Regions from separate parts of the Homo sapiens genome. Here all the other regions are linked to region 2. The links are chromatin loops, found by intact Hi-C in ENCODE. Cell type or tissue: CD14-positive monocyte. All regions are shown on one strand. Region 1 has its middle 3.1 kb from the start of LINC00607. Region 2 has its middle 57 kb from the start of LINC00607. Region 3 overlaps LINC00607 (long intergenic non-protein coding RNA 607).

Region 1 (5,000 bases), 54 kb after region 2:
CTATGGAACAAAGTATTGTCCCCTGTCTGTAGGATGGTTCTCTGGGTGGCCTTAGACTGACCCAATTCTCCTTCCTTTCTTCCTTGTAGTTCTTATGAGTAACTGTAGAATGTGTTGGGAATGCAACATTCTGTGATAGGGAGGAACCAGCCAGAATAGCCTGGACTCTCTGTTCTAGTCCCCCCTGAAAACAGGATATCCTTAAATGCTTTAGTCCAGTGTGTCATGTTATCTTGGGGTATAAAACCCAGACTGGGCTGCGTGCTGAGGCCCTTCAACAAAGGGGGCACATGCAGATGAGACTCCGTCCACCCCAGGCAGCTTTCCTGAGCCCTGGAGGACAGGCTTGAAATGACTCCTAGGCTTCTGGTGACCCTTGTCACCTATCTGTGAGTAATAAACCAACTTCATGTAATTTGTGTGAGTGAATGTTTTGTCTGAGCAGACTTGGGCAAGTAGTGTAAGTGCAGCCCAAGACTCAGTGGGCTGAAGTGGTAACCAGTGCACAGTGAACCTGCTTCACGCTGTCCTGTACAACTTAAACTCCCTGAACTTTCATATAGATGAGAAGCATGTTTGCAATTATCTGAGTCTAAAGCAGAACTCTATTTAACATATGAAAGCAAACTGTTTTCTGTATAGTTTTAATATACACTGAATTTTCCAAGAGTGTAATTATTGGGTAAACTACAAATATTGTGTTTTGTTTTCTTTGGACCTTGACTATGAGAAGTGCACCATTTCAGATGCATTCCAAATGCTCATGGGATAAGGCATCAGTAGCATTCACAGTAGCATTCTAGTTTTATGACGAAAGGCAGTGTCTGACAACTGTAGATGTCTTCTAGTGCAGCTGTGATAATATATTCTAAATGACCTTCCCCGTATGTCTCCTTGATATTTCAGTTTACTCGTGATGTTTATTTATTTTAAAATTTTAGTTGGTAGATAGGGTACATTAGTCCATTTGAACTGCCATGAAGAAATATCTGAGGCTGGGTAATTTACAGAGAAAAGGGGTCTAATTGGCTCACGGTTCTGCAGGCTGTGTAAGAAGCGTGGCGTCAGCCTCTGCTTCTGGTGAGGCCTCAGGAAGCGCCTGCTCATAGCAGAAGGCAAAGGGGGAACAGATGTGTCACATGGAGAGAAAGGAAGCAAGAGAGAAGGAGCGTGAGAGAGGAAGGAAGTGTCAGTCTCTTTTAAACAAGTAGATAATGCATGAACTCATAGAATAAGAAATTATTTGTTACTGTGAGGATAGCACCAAGCTATTCATGAGGGACACACCCCCATGACTTAATCATCTCCCATTAGGCCCCACCTCCAACACTGGTGATCACATTTCAACATGAGATTGGAGAGAACACACATCCAAGCCATATCATAGGATATACTACCTATGGATTCTACTTCATGACGATAAAAGAGATATAATTGTTAAAAGGGGGCATTGGATTTGGTGGAGTTGAGATTTACTGGTCCCACATCAGTCGAAGGATACTGGCAACCCCAGATGGTCTCAAAACTGCAATGAGGAGGATGTGGAAAGTGTCTTTACAGGATCTGAGAAGAAAGTACAGGGGATTTACTCTTGGCTTAATTTAACTAAATTTAACTAAATTAAATTTATATTTAATTTAATTAACTGGTGAGAAAGAGCCCATTTCATTTCCTTTTAATTGTGCCTAATCACACCTGTACATTCATAGCATTTCTAGTCTTGGATGAATTTATTTTAAACTGTCAATGCTCAAAGTCTCAGGCCTAGGAAAAGTCAGGCAGTTAGCCCTATGTTGTTTTAGCTTTAGGCGTCACAGTTACAGGCAAGAGCTACTGAATGTTAGGCAGAGCATCCTTCCAGGAGGATGTCATCAGCCGCCACAGTGCAGCTGACCTGCTTCAAGCCTGTGCAGCCTACAAGCATCACAGGCCTCTTACCAGACTCTCCTTCAACCCTTCTTCCTTCCAGTTTATCCATACTCAGCAAGTCAAGGAGAAAATCATTTAATCTGTGTTCAAACCTACAGCCATTAGAGCAATAGCCATGAGAAGAAGGGAGATAATTCTAACGGAGAGTGGAGAGGAGCTCAGGGCTTTTGTCTTGGCACCACTGCCAGAAATGAGCGGGTGACAAAGACATTCACGACATTCACGAATAATCACTTTTGAGCCTTCCTCGAGGGTAGATTCCAACATTTTTGTTGTTTGTATTAATAGCAGAGAATTGTGCATATAAATTTGTTTGTGGTCTGCTTTTTAAAAGGTATGTGCGCCTGTAATCCCAGTTACTCAGGTGGCTGAAGCATAAGAATAGCTGGAACCCAGGAGGCAGAAGTTGCAGTGAGCCAAGACTGTGCCACTGTACTCCAGCCTCCAGCCTGGGTGACAGAGCGAGACTCTTCTCCAAAAAAAAAAAAGTTTGTGTAGAAGAAATAAACAGTGAAATCCTGGCTACCACTGATATTCTCTGATCTATTGTCTTTACATCTTCTTTTTAGAAGGCGTTTTCCAAATATTTCTAATATTTTCTTTCTTTTCCTTTCTTTCTTTCTTTCTTTCGTTTAGTAAACCCAAAAGCTAAATATTGCAACCTTAATAAAGCAAGGGTGAATCTGGCAACGGATACTAACCTTAAGAGTAACACAGTGGGCATTTCCACTTTCGGTATATCCTTTATGGTTGTTGGTATGTGTTGAGCAATTTTTAGGTAATAAAATTGTAATGAATTTTCTAAATGAGAATGTCTCTGATGACTGTTCCCTGAGAAAAATGGAAGTAATTTGGAAGAAGTGAGACTGGCTGTTACTCTCACTTTCACTCTCTCTGTCTTGCTCACTCACTTGAAATACCCCTTTGTTCCTGAAAACCTCTTATCAACTTCAAACCGTAGGCCTATGAAATGATGCTTTTGTCATGCTGTATATAACCTGCTCACCGCATTGTGAAAAAGACAGATTCTCTTTTATTTTCAACATAGAAAAAAGGATAGATAGCTGGATTTCTTCAAGGAAAGGCTGAGAGGTGGATACACCAAATTGCTCAAAAAGAAAGGTCGAGGGAGGGATGTTAAATGAATTTCCTCCCAGGAAACTCTAGAGGAGGATTACAGTAAACATGCACAATTTCAGATGAGGGACAGCTCCCTGAACTCAGGGCTAAAGGCGCCCACGGAGCCTTGGATGGAAACTTCAGGATAAGGCAATGGTTTCTGTGCCTTCTAATTTCCTGGAAGGAATCACTTTGAAGTTGTCGTTTCTGAAAGTGTCAGTTACATCCAGCTAACATGATTATTAGATACAAAACCAAAGGCCTTTCTTCACTCTATTGGAAAGAGTCATTTTTGCAGGTTTGGAAGTTGTCATTTCCACATGGACAAAAGATAGAGTGCTAGATTCTAGCTATGAGGGGAGGCGAGAGATTTGTGCTAAAGAAAAACCTCTGTAATGGCATTATTTTTTCTAGAAGGTGAGTTTTCTTTGATCAACAAATATACTGCTTCTGGGACAATGATATCTCAATTACTCCCCAGATATTTTCTGACACAGCTGCCAGAGCTGGCAGAATTTGAGGTGGGTGAACTCCCCCCATCCCTGTCCTCACTACTTACAGTAGCCCATATTGAACTTGCCTCATTCTGCTCTCTTCTGCTGTTTATGAAACCCATTTAGCGCTTAATTACACATTGCCTAGAACCACTGCCTGTATTAGGCAGAGCTCTTTCAGGCAAGAGTCAGGAACCCAAATTAACCTACTTCAGAAAAAAAGAGAATGTATTTGTTCACGTAACAAAAAGTCCAGGGGGTAGTTGATATCAGGCACATCTAGATCTTGGGACTCAATTGATGTGGCCAGGATTCATCACTTCTCCTAAGCTGCTTCTCCTCTATGGTTTGACTTAGGCAGGCTCTTGCCATGTGTTAGCAAGATGGCCCCAGAAGAAAGATCCTCTTTCATAAAAGTTCCAAAAATGGAGTTGATTAGCATTCATGGAAAGTTTAATATGTACCAAGCATGGTTTTAAGCACTTTGCCTTTATCGTCTTACCTAAACTGTCTCACCATCCTATGGCTAGAAATTATTTTCCCAATTTCCTACCCAAGAAACTGGAGCCATCAAAGAGCAGATAACTTGCCAAGTTCTTACACCTGGTAATTAGTGAAGCTAGGATTTGAACCCAGGTAGTCTTCTGCTTAACTACTATACTGTATTTGAATCTACTCATATTGGGTTGGTTTGGATTATATGCCCATCCCTGGGCCAATTACTGTGGCCATGGCTGGGATGCTCTGACTGGCCAGGCTTGGATCGCTGTTTACTCGTACACTGAACATAGGTTCAATTCTACCCAAAACAAGTGGACTGAGAGTGGAGGAGACATGTGTTTTCCCGAAGGGAAACCAGAAGGGAAAACAGATTCTGTGCAGAACAAATCATGTGATGTCCACTACACTGTCCATTGTTTCACATGTGTTGGTTTCCTCTAATAAGAGAAACATATAACCCAACATTGGGTACACATTAGATGTTGAATGATTGATTCATTGATGAACTATTCTTTTAGAGAGACGGATTTTGAGGTTAAGTAAATGTTCTTTGTTTTTTTTGATATGGGGTCTTAAGGCTCTGTTACCCAGGCTGGGGTGCAGTGGTGCCATCTTAACTCACTGTAGCCTTGACCTCCTGGGCTCAAGTGATCCTCATGCCTCAGCCTCCTGAGTAACTGGGACTACAAGTGCGGGCCACCACATCTGGCTAATGGTTTTTTGTTTTGTTTTGTTTTGTTTTGTTTTTGTAGAGATGGGGTCTTGCTATGTTGAACTCCTGGCCTGAAGCGATTCTCCTGCTTTGGCCTCCCAAAGTGCTGGGGTTACAGGCATGGCTACCATGCTCATCAAGTGGCTCTTGTTGAACTTGTAATATGTTATGCTTCTGGCAAAAGAACTGGAGATAAAAAGTGTTAAGTCACCATTGATTTCACAGTGGATCATTTTAGGGACCAT
Region 2 (5,000 bases):
TTGGGAAATTGCTCCTAGACTGACAGAACTATAAATACCTGTTAGGAAGCTGTAGTTTTGGGCTTCTCTGACTTTTACAACTTACATGTCCTTATGGGAGGACCTGAAAGCTATGCCTCTGGAATTGTTGCAAGAACTACCAGCTATTGGAGAAGAAGAGGGTGAAGGGGGAGGAGAGGTCATGAGGTTTTTAATCTGGAGCAATTCCCACCTGATGTGGATCTTAAGCCTAATTTTTATTGTGTGGACTATTGAAAGGACTCTTGTGCTGAAGAACATCTGATATGCTTCTCAATAAACTGATGCCAAATGTGGAGCTTTTGGTGCTTATTGCTGTCTTGTGAGTCTTAATGTTTATTTGAACCTAAGAAGACCCCAATGGGCAGTGCATATTGCTTTTCTGCAGAAAAAAATGAGGCAGAGAGAAGTAAACCTAAGTAATCCACAGTCACATGGACAATAAATAGTAGAGCCATGTTCAGTCTTGGGCCAGCTGGTTCTAGTACTCATGTGGTGCCACATGTTGCCTCTCAAACAATTGTCCAGTCTCTGTAGGGCACAGCCTTCTGGAGCTCAAACAATTGTCCAGTCTCTGTAAGGCACAGCCTTCTGGAGGAATTTGCTCCTGTTAGTTCCAGTTTTGGGTCTGTCAGCTCAAGATGCAAATTCCTGGGGAAGAGAGGTGGCCTCACTGTGCCGTGAACCCATTTCTGGCCAGGAGAGGGACAAGTGATTTGAATGAAAATTCCAAAAGGCAAATCAGAAGAGAGTGAGTGTGAATTTGACACAAGCAATAAATGCCCACTTCCACTGGGGTTGGATTGGGCTCTAGGACAGGTCCATACTGAGCATTCGTCTGCAATATATTTGTCATTGCTATTGCCATTGGTGTTAATGTTGAACACATATCAGGGGAACCTCTATTTGGTAGATTCTCACAATACCCTCTGTATTTAGAGACAGTATTTAGAGAGCCCTGAGAAGGCAAGTATTCCACAGCGTGGTTTTGCAATATTAGGCAGGAAAGGTGTCCCTGGGTGAAACTGTGAAGTAGCTAAACTCCTTCAGAGGCTGGAAACACAGCTAATAATTGACAGTTGGAGGCAAGTGGGAGAAGAAAAAGGCTTGTTGTGGGGAGAGGCTTTGGAGGGCCAGAGCTTGCTGGATCATGGGAACACATTACGCTGGGTTGGGAAACAGGTTCTTTTCCCCTCCAGGAGACGAAAGGGTAGCAGTTGGGTAGGCTTGGAGAGGGTGAGGTTTGGGATAGAAGAGAGCTGGGTGACAGGATAGGTGAGGTATTTGGAATCAAGTGATAAGTTCCAGTGGGGTCATTAAACCAGAGAGGAGTTAGTGAGTTTTCTGTGTCAGGAGTGTTTGTTGAGGATGTGCCCTCAGGGGATACATCATTCCAAAAATACGTCTGGGACCACAGTGTCCACTGACAGTGACAGCTCAAGGCTTCTGGGATGGCTGTGTCTGGTGGTTCAAGGCCTGTTCCTCTGAGGGCTGTGGGTTGGGCAGGGGTCTCCATCACTGTCTGTCTTTGAATCTGCCCTTTCTTCAGGCTCTAGCCCCTCCTCCCACTTCGTTGTGACTCTCTCTGGGCCTTGCCTCCTGGTCACTTCATACTTTGGAAGTTTTTCCTTCTTCACTCCTAACCCAAGGTCTCGAGGTATCACTGGTTGCCTGGCTAGCTAACGTGAGAAATAAATTCAAAGAATAAGGCTGGTGTTAGTGACTGAAGAGTTTACTTGTTTTAGAAAATATATTTATATTTAACTAGTCCTTGAGAACACAATGTGGGAATCTCAGACATTGAGACATTTCTTCTGATTGACAGAAAGAAATATTTTTAAGCAGAAGGACTTTTGGCCAGACCTCAAACCTTATGAAAAATTGGCCAGGGAAGAACTTGAAAAAAATGAAACCTGGCTAACACGTATGCATGTTGCTTTGTAAAGTAATGCCCTCCTTGTCACTGGGGGTGTAGAGGCAGAATGATTACCAGTTAGAATTTTCTCAGAGATGCCAATTAGGAAGATTAGATTAGTGATATCCTTTTACAAATGATTTTTTTCTGTGGGACTTCAATGCAATGAGGTAGAAATGACTACCGTATTAGGATTCACAGACTTCTTTCATTTTCCCTGCCTACCAAGAGTTCATATGGGCTACAGCAGCACCTGGGCTTTGCTGTGTGGGGCAGACTCAGGGCAAACAACGGGAAAATAAAAACTCAACTGGTGAAGTCAGACAGGCTAAGTTGAGCTACATAAAGGGGAACTGAGCCAGACAAGGGAGGAAAGAGAGGTGGAGGAACCTCACAGGTTGGTTGTCGTGGAAAGTTTTTGTTCTGGCTGTGAAAGTAAGAAGGAACATAAGATTTCAGGAAGCACCTGCCATCTGGATGAAGGAGATTGAGAATGGCAGCAATTGGGAGTAATGGATTTTAAAGATATCTTGGTGTGCATTAAATGCACTCTTCACCCCTTGGGCTTTTTCTTTAGAGACTGAGTATAGATTTGAATTGCTTTAGATTATATATTTTTTGAATGACAGCTGTTTCTTTGAATGTGACTCCACACCAAGATTGGACCACAAAGCTGCCTGGCATTTACAGAAGAAGCCAAATATAACATGGATCAATGGTAAACCACTCTTGATAAATACAGAGCGGGCATCTCAGAGACCCCGTTAGCTTCACCCTTGTGTCCTGAGATGCTGGCTCTGACCCTGGGGGCTCTGTGAAGTCCAGTCTGAAATCACCCTCTAGATCCACCCACAGTCCCTTCCAACTCTAAAAGTCATTGTGCAATGCCAGCCTTGCCTCACTTTTAGTCACAGACACTGACCACAGGGAAATGTAGACTCTTTCTGATTACACATCTGAGTTGCCACATTTTGGAAAAGATGCCCTTGGCATGGAGCCTCTACCGGCTCTGGGCCATGGGGTGTGGTTTTGTGAATGGGACCCACTGTGGTGCCATGGAGTCCAGGTAACATGACCCAGTTCTCTGCCTTGCCTCAGAGCGGACGTCTAGTTACCACCGCCAGCCTCTGCAAGACTGCTCTGATTACCCAATATTTTCCTCTTGTCTGCAGACATGACTTCTCATAAATCCCTTTGCTGTATCCCCTTTGGAACAGGGCTCGAGGGTTTAAACCAATTTGTTCAGCGGGACCCTGGGCATCAGGCAAACAAGGGATCGTTTGAAATAGTCTGGGAGTGGCCCTGGTCTCAGGCAGGCAGTCTTGCAGGGAACACTGCAGACCGCCTTCCGGAGCAGAATGTTGATGAAGCGAACACTTGCTCCATCGAGGCTAAAGGAACACAAGAGAAGCCCAGGTGTGAAGCCCCCTCTGAGAGGCTGAACGCTGGGTCCTGAGAAGACGTGGCATTGGTGACGACCAGCTGGATGAGATTCCTGTTTTTCCTTGCTTCCCACTGGAGCAAGCTGCAATTGTCTGTCATTGAGAATTTCCATATAGTCATCTGTCTGAGGAACCTACTTTTATCCTCCACAGAACCCTTAACAAAAGACTCATGATTGACTTCTTAAATTACAAAAGTAATACATGCTTGTTTTGACAGATTATAAAATCCCAAAGTGCATGAATTTAAAAGTATCTCCTGCTTTCCCCTACAATTTCCTCCCGAGAGGTAGCTGCTGTGAATGAGCTGGTGTATGCCTTTCCAGAATTTTTTCCACGAGAGGCTTCCATCTCAGTAGACAGAGGATGCAAAATGCCGATGCTATCATTTTAGACTTTGGGAGACAAGCAGGATTTGAGCGATGGGGGCTGGTGAAGGCCTGGTGAGATGCAACGGCCAAACCCCTTGTTCTGGGCCAGTGATTTTTCCAGCAGCCAGCTCCCATCTCATGGGCTACATTTGCTCATATATATATTTTAATGCAATTTTAATAGCCCACACATGGGTTTGATTTATCTACTTTTATGGCATGAGTTGTGTCTGTGGTCTGGCGCAGAGTCCTCAGTGGGGTGTTTGGCAACTCCCTAGTGCTTCCTGATGAAGAGCTACTTTTAGTTTCTAAAAATCCTTAACATTTTTGTAATGAACTGGGGATGAAGTGGTGAAGGGAATCACATGGGACGTAAGTCCTTGACCAGGCAGTATTTCTTTTTCCCTGTAGGAATTTCCAGAAGTCTTGGGAACAAGGTAAATTCTACCTCTCCTATTGAATGCCACCCAGGCTGGGCTTTAGCATGGACTGTTAGGTTGAGACTTGTTGGTTAAAGGTCTGTGTTTTCGAACCTCTGTGAGGAATGAGCAGTACTGTGTTAATAAATATAAATGCCTGTGCAGGGCCTAGCAGAGAGTAGGTCCTTCTTTCCCTTTTACCTCTCCTTCAGTTAACAACTGGGCTTCTTAAATACACTGATTAGCCATTGATAACATATATTCATTCAACAAGTATTTATGGAGCATCAGGCACACTTCTAGGCACTTGGCGTACATTGGTAAACAAACTAAATATTCCTGACACCAAGAAGCTTACAATCAGTGGAAGAAGAAACAAGCAAACCATAGGTGAAGTAAGTAAGTAGATTTTATAGCATCTTAGATGGTGATAAATGTTATGGTAGGAAGAAAAGGGAGAGTGTGGGCATGAGGTGAGGAGGAGGTGTGGTTTTCAACAGGGTTGTTCAGGATGGAGACCCTGAGGAGGTGGGATTTGAGGAAGCTATGAAAAAAAATAAGGGAATTAGGGAAATGCCCAAGGGAAAATCTTTGGCTATTGTCCCAGACAAGGACTTATACTCTCAGTGCTTCCCTTCTGCATGCCAGCCCGATCCTTTATGACATTCTTAATAATTTTAGGAAACTAAAAGTTGTTCTTGATTAGGAAATGACTGAGGAGCAGAGGTGAGGAGTGCCCAGGGAAGAGGGTGAGTTTTGGCTCTCCCCGAAGAAAGAAATGACCACAGCTGTTACTCCAGACACCAACAATGGCAGAGCCATGCACCGCTGTGTG
Region 3 (5,000 bases), 150 kb after region 2:
TTCTGCATATTCTGGCAACCTACCCCACTAATCACATAGCGGTTAAATTGAAAACAAATGAGTTTATGTAGTCCAAATTCAGTAAAGGTAGATTACAAAAGGAAGAAGGGAAAAGTTTTTATTTCTTTTGTGGAGCTTGGTGACAAATTCTTTTGAGGCTTACACTACCTTCATGACAAGGTCTGATATGATCCTCTCTATTCTACAATTGCCTCCACTCCCTCTCCCTTCCCCTCTACCAGTTTCTTCAAGGACAGCTGAAATCTAGGAATGAACATGTTGATACACCTAATCCTGGGCCCTCATGGAAATATTCATTAAGAATAACCTTACCCTTTGCCAACTGCTAGATAAACCAGTTTCATCAGATGATGCACACTGGAGCCAGATAACTTCTAAAGACCCTTGCAAATCTGTTTCAGAATGCGTGACCTATCCAATCCTTCCTCTCATGGAAACACCAACTCATCCATGCCCTCTGTGCTGAAACTTCGTCTCAGCCTGCTGGAATCACCTGCACCCCATGGGAACTGTAGCCATATCTTCAGTCCTGTGAGCCCCCGTCATGGCCTGTCACAGGAGTAAATGAGGAGTAAGGTGAGAGAGGGCACTAAAGAGAGGATAACTAATCAATCAATCATCAATTTCGACCAAGCCTCTCCAGTTGTGCTTGGCTCCTCTGAGGTTAGGAGACATGAGGAAGGTGAATTTTCAGTTTCCATTTTGATTATTTTAGAAAATACTGAGCAAAACGGCAAGCACATCCTGGTGACCTTTGGGAGCTCTTTCTACATGGAGGGGCACAGGGGCAGCAGTGTTTGAGGACTGTTAGGTGGAACCTACAATTCTGCCTTCGTCCGCCTACATCTGATCTATATATTTAGTAACGATTCTGAGTCAGGAAGTTAGGAAAGTTTTCATGCACTTCATTTGTATCTGTATTTGGCTAAGTTTGTGAGTTGCTATGAGGAAATAAACAAACAAAAGCAGCTCTCCCTCTCCTCCGCCCCCACGCGCCACTCCATGCAGGACAAGGGCTCCAGGCTGATGACGGTGGCTCCGTTTCCCTGACTTACTTCATCCTCTCCTACAGCTCTTTCTGCTTGGAAGCTCAGGGGCTGAGCAGAGGCCCCAGGGCTGTGTCACTATGGAGAAGAAGGCTGCGAGATCGCAGTGTGAGCACTGACTCCCTGTCCCCACACCCCGGCTGCCTTGTTCTTCACCCCTGCCTGCAGCCTTAGCCCTGCTCCAGACTGTGGGACCAGACCTGTCCCTTGTTGGGAAACTGAGGAGTCCAGCAGCATTGGTTACACACTGATGAGCTGCCCTGCTCTGACCTCGTGCTCCAGTTCTGGTAACTGGGCTTCTGCTTTGACCTATGATCCCACTGGGTAGTGTTTTGTCACCCTGACTTGTGTCCCTGCCCTGAGTTTCAGTTTGTCTAAGCCTGAGGTCATTCCTCTGAACTTTAGCTCCTTAGCTAAACTCTGCTCACACCTGTCCCCTATTTTGACCATCCACTGGGCAGCCTGTTTAATGCTTTGTGTTCTGTTTTCTCCTTGGTGCTCAGCTGCTGGTACATCATGGCTCCACTTCCCTGAGGCTAACTCTCCTCAGATTTTGACCCCTGGGATCTACCCTGATTATTTGGTAACTGTACCTCTATTTTACTTAGGATTCTCCACTTAGGGATTTACTTAGGGTTACCACTGAATGGTAGAGCTTCAAGCCTGCTATTCCTATACGCCACTACTTACCTTGCCTTTGGAGATTTCTTTAAAAAAAAAAAATTGACTGCCGCTGCTATGTATTAATTGAGATTCATTTGATTAAAGGGGGAGAAACAGACTTTGTCCAGTTTAAGTAAAAAGAAAAATGTATTGAGAAGATCTGAGTTTAAAAACCAAACCTCAGCAGGGTAAGAAGTAGGGAGGCTCCAGAGACCTTAACTGTGGGAATATCTGGACTTTCCCTTTAGGATGCTCTGTGGCTCAGCTCCAGGACCCTCAGGTGCCGGTCCTCTGAACACAAATCTCCACATTTCCAGGAAAGACAATATGATTAGCCCGGCTTCATTTAGGCATTCAGCCCTGAAGAAAGTAGCCCTGGCTCATGTCACCAAGTAAAGACACGACCTCTGGAACTCACCTCACTGAATCGGGGCAAGTCCCTGGGAAGGGGCCAGGGATGTGAACTGAGAAGTTCACTCCAAGAGTCACACCAGGCATGATCATGCTGGCCTCAGATGACACGCCTCTCCTAGCATGCACCCCCAGCATGACCTTAGTTCCTCCAGCACAGCTGAAGCATTTTTAAAGGCTCTCACAGAAGGCTAGATTTTTAACAAAAACATCGAATAAAAGAGGAACATAAAATGAGAAATACACTTTGTAAAGTAAGATGCGTTAGTCTTCAGCTTGAGATATCTTACCGGATGCCTTCTTGTCTTCTTCAGGGCTGGGTTTGTGTGTCCAAAGCCATCTTTAAGCTTTGCTCCCAAGCCAACTGAGCCAACTCAAAGTTCAGAGGGAGAGAGAAAGGCTAGGAATTCTGTCCTATCTGGCTAAGGCCTGCCTTCAGAGTGCCGTTTTCCCACCTCCTCCTCAGATAAGTGTGACACTGGGACTAGCCTCTCTTTTCAGGAGTAAACCTCTTCCCTTTCTACAGGAGTATGGTCTGGCCTGATGTTTAAAAAAAAAAATACTCTATCAGGGCCGCTTGGGCGCAGCTCACATCTATAATCACAGCACTCTGGGAGGATGAGGCGGGAAGATTGCTTGAGCCCAGGAGTTTGAGACCAGTCTGGGCAACATATGGAGCTCCTGTCTCTATAAAAATAAAAAAAAAATTAGCTAGGTGTAGTGGCATGTGCCTGTAGTCCTGGCTACTTGGGAGGCTAAGGTGGGAGGATTGTGTGAGCCCAGGAGATCAAGGCTGCAGTGAGCTATGATTGCACCATTCCATTCCGGCCTGGATGACAGAGTGAGACTCTGTCTCTGAAAAATAAAAATAAAAACTAAAGCTCCATGCAGCCAATGAAAACATATATATATGTATATATACAGAGAGAGAGAGAAAGAGAGAGAGAGAATCTATCAGAGCACTACCTAGTAAGCCCAACCTAGTAGTCCCGCTATTTATCCACAGGATAGTCACATCTAGTAGCAGGAGATTGATTTATTCTATCACCCAAATGCTAGGACATCTGTGATTTTGGTCCCGGTCATCTCACTGTGGCTTACTGCCATGACTACTGTGTTATAATCTGATTCAGAGTCAACATACACTGACTGTATGTGGGTGATCTGCCAGGCTCCATGGGTAAACATTTATACCTGTGTTATTTAATTCATTATTTAACACAAGTCACATAAGATTCTCTTGGAGAAAGTGTGGTAGCCAAATCTGTTTGGTTAACACTGACTCATCTGCCTTTCTTTTGCAGGCCCAGAATACTCAGTACCTCTCAATGACCCTCAGACGCTGTAGGAAGAGGATTGGTTCACCTTTTAACCCAGAATTTCTCACATTGAATGGTTAGTGTAATCCTTTTCTGTCTAGTCATATTTTTGCTGAACTAGCTTTCAATGGAACACTTTTAAGGAAATGAGAATTTAATTTAATGTTGCCAGCATTTCTGTGAAGAAGGTGCCATTAGTCTCATTTCACAGATGGGAAGACAGAGCCCCACCTCAGAGTCCTCGTACAGCTTGGCCAAGTTCATTGCGTGGCTCTGTGGAGCTCTGATCTGGGTCCTCTGAGTCCAAATCTATGCTTTTTCTGCTGTGCCTGGATCTCCACAGGCTTTGAGACTTGCCAAATTCTGCTGTGTGCCAGATCTGGATGCTGATTATGTTTCATGCTTTTGTTTCACTATGAAACCCTAGGTTTGGGTTGCAAATCCCTAACCAGCCAGAGAGAAAGCACTAAAAGGTGACCTCCCTGGGTAACTTCCAAGGCCACATGCAAACTCCTCTCCTGTTTCCTCTCCTGCTGCCGGCTCCACACACCTCCAGTTATCTCCATTCTTCATTCTAACTTGGCAGGCGATGCACTACACTAGGCCTGTTTCTAACATGGTACCCCACGCCTCCTGGTACCCCACAACATGTGTCATCTTCCTCTCTCCTTGAGTGTTGACTAGACCAAGTGACTCACTTCTAACTAACAGACTATGGCAAACGTGATGGGCTGTCCCCTCCAAGGTTAGATTAGGTACTTGTCAGCGTCTTCCAGAGAAACAGAGCATGTAATGTACAGCATGCAATTATAGAGGTCAGTAAGTCTCAAGATCCCCAAGATCTGCAGGTGGAGTCTACAAGCTGGAGACCCAGAAGCTGATGGTGTAGCTTTCATCCAAACGCTGGCAGGCTCGAGACCCAGGAACAGCCAGTGTTTCCGTGTGAGACCAAAAGAAGGAAACAGCTGATATCCCAGTTCAAAGGCAGTCAGGCAGGAGGAGTTCCTTCTTGGTCGAGTGAGGGTCAGTCCTTTTCTTCTATTCAGGTTTTCAACTGACTGGATGAGGTCCACCCATGTTGAGGAGAGCAATCTGCTCTACTCAGCCTACCAATTTAAATGTTCATTTCATCCTCACAAAGACACCCAGCATAATGCTTAACCAAATATCTGGGTGGCCAAGTAAGCTGACACACAAAATTAGCCATCACAGGTTTCAAAAATCTTCCGTGACTTCTTCTGTCTTGGTCGCACTCTCTCTGGTCCTCTCTGCTTTCTTGCTCTGCTGAAGCAAGCTGCCAGGTTGTGGGCTGTCCTATAGAAAGCCCCACATAGCAAGGAACTGAGGTAGCTTCCAGCCAACAGCCAGCAAGGAGCAGAGACCCTGAGTCCAACAGCTGGTGAGGAACTTCGTCCTGCTGATAGCCATGTGAGTGAGTTTGGAGGCGAGTTCTTACCTGTCTGTTGAGCCTTGAGATGACTGTGACCCTGGTTGACATCTTAATTATAACCTGTTGGATCCTAAAGCAGGGAACCCAGCT

The links. Peaks named below come from ENCODE experiments on the same cell type or tissue, not always from the same donor. Only the 100,000 strongest peaks of a DNase experiment are listed, where the experiment ranks them.
Region 1: it touches region 2 in a loop (4-fold over the local background); 13 of 110 quality-filtered maps call a loop at or near these places.
Region 3: a loop joins it to region 2, with 3 times the contacts of the local background. A loop is called at or near these places in 3 of 110 quality-filtered maps.

What each region holds. Positions count from the first base shown.
Region 1 is chr2:215,844,147-215,849,146 of GRCh38, reverse strand. No RefSeq gene overlaps it. Among named protein-coding and RNA genes, the nearest start is that of LINC00607, 3.1 kb to the right of the region's middle. In CD14-positive monocyte, no CTCF peak of the experiment used is centred here; DNase peaks (open chromatin) are centred at 1,136 and 2,786; H3K4me3 peaks cover 1,579 bases; H3K27ac peaks cover 2,769 bases.
Region 2 is chr2:215,898,329-215,903,328 of GRCh38, reverse strand. No RefSeq gene overlaps it. Among named protein-coding and RNA genes, the nearest start is that of LINC00607, 57 kb to the right of the region's middle. In CD14-positive monocyte, no CTCF peak of the experiment used is centred here; DNase peaks (open chromatin) are centred at 2,298 and 2,908; H3K4me3 peaks cover 644 bases; H3K27ac peaks cover 2,159 bases.
Region 3 is chr2:215,745,840-215,750,839 of GRCh38, reverse strand. It overlaps LINC00607 (long intergenic non-protein coding RNA 607), which reads left to right. Exons shown (of 10, transcript NR_037195.1): 2 at 423-597; 3 at 3,446-3,536. Among named protein-coding and RNA genes, the nearest start is that of LINC01614, 30 kb to the right of the region's middle. In CD14-positive monocyte, no CTCF peak of the experiment used is centred here; DNase peaks (open chromatin) are centred at 999, 1,359 and 2,239; H3K4me3 peaks cover 449 bases; H3K27ac peaks cover 3,486 bases.